Linked DNA regions of Homo sapiens: region 1 is linked to region 2. Evidence: read pairs that join two places in POLR2A ChIA-PET (ENCODE). Cell type or tissue: Panc1. All regions are shown on one strand. Links, peaks and the distances in the headings refer to the core of each region. The heading gives the core; the rest is flanking DNA.

What was found. ChIA-PET counts read pairs that join two places held together with the same protein. Peaks named below come from ENCODE experiments on the same cell type or tissue, not always from the same donor. Only the 100,000 strongest peaks of a DNase experiment are listed, where the experiment ranks them.
Region 1: POLR2A ChIA-PET joins it to region 2 with 7 read pairs; 4 of 35 experiments call an interaction of 5 or more read pairs at or near these places.

What each region holds. Positions count from the first base shown.
Region 1 is chr18:77,120,765-77,125,160 of GRCh38, forward strand. All of the region lies in intron 1 of MBP (myelin basic protein), which reads right to left. Among named protein-coding and RNA genes, the nearest start is that of MBP, 9.8 kb to the right of the region's middle. RefSeq lists enhancers at 1-105, 2,591-3,524, 3,903-3,962, 4,003-4,112. In Panc1, for the core only: no CTCF peak of the experiment used is centred there; no DNase peak of the experiment used is centred there; H3K4me3 peaks cover 1,403 bases; H3K27ac peaks cover 4,000 bases.
Region 2 is chr18:76,912,791-76,917,186 of GRCh38, forward strand. It overlaps ZNF236 (zinc finger protein 236), which reads left to right. Exons shown (of 31, transcript NM_001306089.2): 18 at 957-1,108; 19 at 2,857-3,069. Among named protein-coding and RNA genes, the nearest start is that of MBP-AS1, 65 kb to the right of the region's middle. In Panc1, for the core only: no CTCF peak of the experiment used is centred there; no DNase peak of the experiment used is centred there.

The sequences.
Region 1 (4,396 bases), core at 89-4,088, 210 kb after region 2:
AGTGTCACTCCATGGAAAGAGGTCAGGAATAAACCTGTGTGTGTGCAATCGGTAAATTTTTCAAATTCCTCTTCTACACATGTTGTAAAAACAAACGAAGTTGAATCTACAAGATTTAGGACCCCGTGAGGATCAACCCATACAAAAATACCGCCAGGACCTTTTCTATGTTCTTGAGCAAATGCAGTTGTTTTGTTTTTGAAATTGTGTGAAACGTAATCCACATTTTAATGTACCTCCCATTAAAATTTAAGGTTGGGCACAGTGGCTCACGCCTGTAATCCCAGCACTTTGGGAGACCAAGTGGGAGGATCCCTTGAACCCAGGTGTTCGAGACAAGCTGGGGCAACATGGAGAGACTTTGTCTCCACAAAAAATAAAAATACAAAAATTAGCCTGGTGTGGCAGTGTGAGCCTGTCTGTGGTCCCAGCTACTCAGGGAGATTGAGGTGGGAGGGTCGTTTGAGCCCCAGAGATTGAGGGGTCAGTGAGCTGTGATCACACCACTGCACTCCAGACTGGGCAACAGAGGGAGACTGTGTCTCAAAAAAAAAAAAATAAATAAATAAGATTTTTACTTTAAGTTCCTATAGTACGTGTTATTTTGGTGTTGCTTATCTAGCCGTGTGTTTTAGTGTTAGGACTCTTTCCTAATGAGGCTTTAACCCTGGCATTTCACATACATTTAAACATGCGTGTTCAGGAAGGCTGCTGCCAGGCCTCAGCTCTTCTGAGTTCTCCCGCCCTGCATACACCCATTTTCAACCACTAGTCTGAAATGAATAAGGTGAGCTTCTAACATCTTGCTTAAATCCTCCTGTCTTCAAATATGTCTCGGCATATGAAAATAATGACAGAATAAAAGAGTCATCATCTCCCTTTAAAACTCACAATGCCTTTCATACAGCAATCTAAAATGATATATTGAAGCTGTCCACAGACGTGCTATGCCTGTTTCTGAAATACAATTGATTTATATTTATATTTATATTTCTCTTTATATTTCTAGAAAGACCAGCTGTAGCTGGTGCTCACACTTCATAAATCTTGCTCTCAAGCTGTCCCAAGGTTATTACATTTTCAGATAGCCGAAAGAACAGGAATAAAAACACCTGGAACACACAGCCTGCCACAACCCCATGTAAGAGAAAACCAGCTCCTCAAATATGTGAGAGTCTTTGTTGTTGTTGTTTTTGTCAAATTACTGAGTTAATTTATCTGGTATTTTCAGGCAACAATTTAAGCTGAATAAATCATGCCAGGTCTTTAGCTTCTGATTGGTGGAGAACAGATTTAGACACATGACTTCTGGAAAGTATAGGCTCTTGCTGTGTATCAGTTGGATGATGATGAGTAGAACTGGCAGAATCCGCCTCAGTTTATGCAACAAGTATTAGGGACTGTGCACTATGGTAGACATCAGTGGGGGCTAACACATGTTTTAACAGTTTTCCAGAACAGACGTTTGCAATGTAGCATTTAAGCCCCTTGTAAACAAAATGCTACCAAAACTGGAGAAGACAGCCATCCTTTTTGGAAGCTGTGCAAGGAAGGAGACAGCTGAGAAACAAGGGCAAGGAGGCGACTCCAGAAAGGAGTGGACTACGCCAATGATGAGCTGGGAATCCCAGCTAGAGTCTCAGCTAGAGTCCCGAGAAGTCTCTCAGATGGGCAAGCTGGGAGACGCTCAGGCAGCTCCCGGGACAGTGGAGGCCAAGTGGGAAGTGAACTGCGGCATAGAAGACAGCAAAACGTTACACTGTATTTTGTTTCTTTCTTTTCTTTAAATTTTTTATGAGACAGAATCTTGCTCTGTCACTCAGGCTGGAGTGCATTGGCGCAATCTGGGCTCACTGCAACCTCCGCCTCCCGGGTTCAAGCAGTTCTCCTGCCTCAGCCTCCCGAGTAGCTGGGATTACAGGCGCCCACCACCACGCCTGGCTAATTTTTGTATTTTCAGTAGAGACAGGGTTTCACCATGTTGGTCAGGCTGGTGTTGAACTCCTGACCTCAGTTGATCCTCCCGCCTCGGCCTCCCAAAGTGCTGGGATTACAGGCATGAGCCACCGCGCCCGGCTAGTATATTTTCCATTCAACATAATTCTGCCAGTTCTAGTCGTCATCATCCAGTCTACTCTACTCCTCTACCGAGCACAACCCCCTTCTTTAGAAAGCCAGCAGCATTTTGTATACATGGCAGGGTATTGAGCAAATATTTTGCCATGGGAAAATTACTTGGGAACTTCTAAGCTTCCTAATAAAACTATAAGCACTTCAAGGGCAAGAATGACATCTATTTTCTCTTAACATACCCTGAAATGGACGGCATAGTATTTTTGTACACAGTAGACACCAAGGAATTTTTAAAAAGTAATGGTACGTTTGCTGTATGTGAGGAGCCTACAACATAGTTCTATAATTTTTTGCTTTGATAGCAAGTTTAGCAAACATGGTAGCTTTCAACCATACAAGAAAGATGAAGAAAATGAGTATCCATAAACGTTCCTCATCAGATGAAGACTCACGCAGGACATAAAATGTTATTCTCTAAATATGGAAAAAGCATCAAAAATACATGATGCAAATAAAAATAAACTGTCAACAAAAAGCTTTAGTATCAATTAGTTATTCTAATGCAAATTCAATTTATCAGTGAAACAGAAAGGACTTCCTGATCACATGAAAGCACACATTTGAGAGCTTGTGTGGGTCTATTCAGATGAGCTGTGTCGACCTGGAAACACCGAGGCACTCACGGTCTGTTTCCTTCCTTCACTTACAGCAGCAATCCTAAGTTAACCCGGAGCTCATTAAAATACATATTCCTGGGCCCGACCCCAAGACTGTGGGGTGGTATGCCAGGGTGGGCCTAGGACTCTGCATTTAATTTGAATTCTCAGTGTAATGTGTGCAGGTGGCTGCAGACCACAGGAGCCAGCTTGTCCCCTCTCCTGGTGAGCAGGTCAGGGGGCCACGGCAGATGCTTGGCTTGGGAGTTGGGCGTCCAGCCACCAAGGCAATTCTGTCCCTGCTAGGACTCTAAACTGATCCAGGTAGCTTTGTTTTGTTTTCCGTGTGTATTGACCTCTGGAGCTTTAGGTTTCTTAATCAGGCTCCAGGTGAAAAGCAGATCTGAGTAGAGCATTTCTCTGTCTCTCTGGGTTGGTGGTCAGCCGGGAAGCAGCCTAGGGCACCTGCACGGAGTCTGCGGGTGGAGCTGCCCTGAGCTCCATCCCTTCCCAGCACAGGGCATTTTGCTCTTGCCTGCAGGGCAGCATGGGCACACCTTCCTACCTGGAAGGAGCAGGGCTCTCTGGGAGCATCCCGTGTCACCAGATGCCCCAAAAGACGGGCCGCAACACCAGCAGTCCCCTGAACTGCTGAGAAACCTCCCTTTCTCCAGCCTCCTGCCTCCCCCTCATCTCTGCCTCTGGGTCCTTTGTTTCCATGTTCTATCTCCTCTTTATTACTTGCCTTTTTATACATTGTATATGTGGTCTCTAATGTAAAATTAAACAGGTAATTTGGTTAATCACTTACTATGAATAAAACTTCATTTTCTTTCTTGACCTTTGGAAAATTGGGGAGCTGAATATTAATCCCTTTACTCTTAAAGGAAGTGAATTGATGTAAACATAAATCGCTAGAATAACTCTTCTGGCCACCACGCCTCCCACCCCCCACCCCGTGCTGGCCTCCTTTCTTGGGGCTCAGTAGCTGCTGTGGTCGCTGCCTGCACCTCCTTCCCCAGCTGCACCCCCGGAAGTGGGGGTTGGACGCGGGGCAGCTGGGGCCGCACTGGCCTGGGTGCCTGTCTCAGGTGAGTTCGGAGGGGATGGGAGAGGAAAGGAGCAAAGTCTCCCTCGGGGCCAGTGGGGGAGAGCCCACCCACAGGAGATAGGAGATAGGGCTTTGGGGACTTCCTGAGGCTGTTGAGCGGGCAGCCACACTTTACCTCCAGAGTTTCTGAGCCAGGTCGCCTGCAGAGTGACAGGAAGTGGGGCCCTGGTTTGCTGGCCTCTGTCTGAATCATGCTAGACTGCTCTTAGAGGCCCAGCTCATTATAAATCCTGGCAGCCAAGAAGGAAAAAGGGCTGGATCCCCATACAAATTTTGTTCCTTAAATCTTTTCAGATTTAGCTAGATTCTCATGGTTCTTCCTCAAGTCATGGGCTCAAGAGTGAGGTTGCAAACACCTAGTTAATCCCCAGGCCTGTGCTGAATCCAGCCCACTCCTCTGAGGTCCCGGCTCCTGCCCGTTTCTGCACGCTTCTCTTTTTAGATCAATTTCTTTATCCTTCCTTTCTGCACTTATATTACTTGAACAAATGACAACGAAGAGGAGGGAGACTGTCTCTCCTGCCCTTTCTTCTTCCTCTCCTTCGCCTTCCTTGTC
Region 2 (4,396 bases), core at 199-4,198:
AGCACCCTCTGTGCACAATGTACAAGTAATTTTTGTATTTTTAGTAGAGATGGGGTTTCACCACATTGGCCAGGCTGGTCTCAAACTCCTGACCTCAGGTGATCCACCTGCATCGGCCTCCCAAAGTGCTGGGATTACAGGCGTGAGCCACCGCCAAACCAGATTTACAAGAGTGAATTTTCAAAATGTATTCAGACACTTCCAGCTTTTAGTTTAATTTGGACTTGAGAGGAAAGTTAGTTGCCTCTACGTGGGCACCCAGTCTTGACTTAGGTTATAGTGTAGGGACGTCACTAACCTCTTGCTGGAGATTAAAACTTGAGAATGGACAAAAGAGACATACTAATGGAATAAGCTTTTAATAATATGTGAGTAGGAGTTTTGAAATTTATAATTATTTTAATCCTTAAGATAACATTAGTCTATTCAGTAACAACTGAAGGGGAAATAATACTGCATATTTATATATTATTCAGCATAACTCCAGTATACTCTGTTTTGTATTTTGTAAACCAAAGGAGTACATGGATTGGCATTTCCAAGTGACTAGATACAGGAGTGATTCTGCTTCTGAGGCAATGGAAGGATTCATAGTGTCTAACGACTTAATAAAGAAAAGAGTGCATACATTTTCTTCCTATTATGCTTAGAGAGAGTTTCTAATTAATCAAATATTATGTCTGCTGGGGAGTTATAGGATTTACTGTTTTTTAAGTAATACATTTAAGACTGTAAATACTCTAAGCAGAATTTGGTCTAACAAATGATTGTTGGCAATATTTTATACTTTATAATTTCTTCAATGTTGGAGAGCACACCTAGGTTCTATAACAGTTGTGCCTAAATGTTTCATGGTTGTTGGTGAAGCTTGTTTGCTTTTCTTCCCTTTTCAGGTGCTGTATTTGTAATTGTGCTATGAATTAACGTGGTCTGAGTTCTGTATGTTTGCTTTGTAGGTGTGACTATTGCAACAAAGGCTTTAAGAAGTCCAGCCACCTGAAGCAGCATGTGCGGTCGCACACCGGGGAAAAGCCCTACAAGTGCAAGCTCTGTGGACGCGGCTTTGTTTCCTCTGGGGTCCTCAAGTCCCACGAGAAGACACACACAGGTCACTGTCTGCCTTATACTTGGAGATTAGTCCTTTAAAGAAAAAAGCTTTATTGAGATATAATCCATATACCATTCAGTTCACCCACTTAAAGTGTACAATTCAGTGATTTTTAGTATGTTCATAGAGTTCTGCAACCATCAAAACTGTAATTTTAGGACATTTTTATTACACATAAAAGAAACTCTGTACCCATTAACAGTCACTCCCCATTTCCCCTCAATGCCCAGAACCTCAGGCACCCAGTATCTACCTCTGTCTTTATAGATTTGCCTGTCCTGGGTATTTTATAGAAGTACGTGGCATTTTGTGTCTGCTTCTTTCACAGCACAGTGTGCTCAAGTTTCACCTATGCTGTATGGGTGGATCAGAACCTCATTCCTTTCCATTGTAGGATATGCCACGTCTTATTGATCCATTCATCGGGTGATGGACATTGGAGTTATTTCCATATTTTGTTTATTATGAGTAATCCTGCTATGCACATTTGTATTTAAGTGTTTGTGTGGACATGGGCTCATTGCTCTACCTAGGAGTGGAATTGTTTGGTCATATGTTAACTCTGTTAAAACATTTGTTTTCCATTGTGGCTGTCGGATTTGACAGCCCACCGTAGCGTGGGAGGGCTCTGGTTTCCCCACATCCTTGCCAATGGCTATTATTGCTTCTCTTATGACCGGCCTTGTGGATGGTCATGAGCCTTCCCACGTGCCATTGTGGTTTTGCTTTGATTTGCATTTCTTCGATGGCTAATCATGTTAAACATCTTTCACAGACGCTGAGAAATGTCTGTTCTAATCCTATGCCCATTTTAAAATTGGATTATTTGCCTTATTGAGTTGTAAGAGGTTTTTATATTCTGGCTACTGGACCTTTATCAGATGCATGGTGTACAGTTAAAAATATTTTTAACATATTCTGTTATCTGTTACATATACTCAGTATATTCATTATAAGTTTAATATCAATGTATATTTTGTATAAGGCTTTATTTGAAAATGAAGATATACTGCTTAGAAACATAGAGCCAAGCAAAATAAGGAAAAGTTTTATTGACTGGTCCATAGGTTGATGATTGAGGAGTGGTTTTAGTGGATACTGGAAAGATTGCTGGCAGTAGTTTATATGGTACTTTGAAGGACATGCTACGGAGGCAGAGAGCAGCAATATATGACTTTTATAAGGAACGGTGGAAGAAAGACAGAAATAGGAGGAAAATAGCTAGTTACTTGGTTCTGTGTCATCGGTCCAGAGGAGAGAGGGCCTTCTGTATGGGACTTTATTTGAAAGTAAAGCTGTATAGAAGATTTATAGACTAGTTCTTAATGCCTAATCTACCTCATGTGCTATGGGAGTGATGAAAAGATGGATTGGAGAAAACATTTCTGGGGTAGAATCCACATGTTGCCAGTTTAAATGTAAAAGACCAAGGAGAGAGGGGACTTGATTTGTTTTGAAGACTGTGACTTCACAGAGCCTGCTGATTTCAGTAGAGAAGGCAGTAAGATGTCCTATGTCAACTTCCATGTTCTTAAAACAATCCCATTTCTAAAAATTGGAAACCCACACCAAATAAACTGTCTATAATTTTGTAATTTACTTTTTTTTTTTTTTAACCAAAGTCTGTTAAGCCTCAGGATAATGTTGTAACTTATTAAACATATCTTTGTTTGGTTTTGACTGCTTCTGGTTTTAAGGTAGTGAAATAGGATTGGTTCCAGCCGTTTTTTCTGTTTCTGTGCTTGCAGGAGTGAAGGCGTTCAGCTGCAGTGTGTGCAATGCTTCCTTCACCACCAATGGCAGCCTCACCCGGCACATGGCCACACATATGAGCATGAAGCCTTATAAGTGTCCGTTTTGTGAGGAGGGTTTCCGAACTACAGTGCATTGTAAAAAGCACATGAAGAGACACCAAACAGTCCCCTCTGCTGTGTCAGCCACTGGAGAGACAGAAGGAGGAGGTATTTTCCATTTGTTGATTCAAGGTGTATTAACCCGATGCTAATTTAGGAATAAATCCATTCACAAATCACCGTGAGTATTTTGACGTGGCTATATATAGATTAGTTCAGTAGCACCCTGAGTTTTTAATAATTTTATTTTCTGATTATGAAAGCCATACATGCTCTTGGAAGAAAAATTCAGAGGTGCAATGAAGAAAACATCTGCTCTTACAAATCACCACGCGCTGAATTGGCATTCACTCTCACACTGTGTTCTTCCTTTCATGCTTGGGCGCGCATGTTGCTAGAGACTTGAATGTTTTTAACAAATATGGTATCTTGCTCTATATAGTGTAGTATGCTTAATTTTTTGTCTACTGAAGTTTATTACAGGCATATTTAATTTATTGAACACAGGCCTACATCAGTTCAGATGACTCCGTGGAATTCCATCATATTTTATTATATAATTTTCTGTTGATGGGTTGATGGATGTGCAGCTAGTATCTGGTCTTTCACTGAAATGGTAATGGTAGCAGTTATGGACTGCTGTAACCCTTGGTAAAACCTGTGCTTGCCATTACGTTGTCTCATGTAATAGACACAAAACACCGCATAGTTGGAGGGATTAATCTCATTTTGTACGCTAGCCAGCTAAACATTAGACACGTTAATTCGCCCAAGTCCCATACCAAGTGGGAGATCCTGAGTATTATTTTTGTGCTTATACTTTTTGTACTTATAAGACAACTTCTTTTTAGGAAGTTCCACGATGAAATTATACAGTTACGAATAGAGCACATTTTATATTTTGACACGTTGCGCCAGCACACAGATTGCAGTTTTTAAATCCGTGTGTGTTCTGACACTCTTGGAGGTCACGGCTGGTCTGAGTGTATGTGTTGGCCTGGGCTCTTGCCTGTGCCGCGGCCATCCTGTCCTGGCACAGTTGGTGCGCAGTGTTGTCAGTGAATTTTGTGTCAGTGGCTGTGTGGAGACAGGGGTGCTAAATGGGGACTGTCATCGGAGGTCAGACCTGCTGGTGGCCCATCATCCTCTCTCAAGGTACTGCCCCCTCTGTCTGCTTTGCCACCATCTGACCGAAAGACCACAGTGAGACCATCTGGGGTCCCCGGTGGGTTATGGCAGTCTACCTTTCTCTGCTGTTTTGAGGAATAAGTCTGTAAAACTTGCCTAAACTCCCTCAAAGTAACAAAAACTGCGACTTAACCATTGCCAGAGCCATTGTGCACCTCATTTCTTTAGTAGATAATTCTGGAATAAAAGTTTCTGACCTGTTAAACTGAGATAGTTCAAACTCTTTAATCTGATGATACTTAGTAAA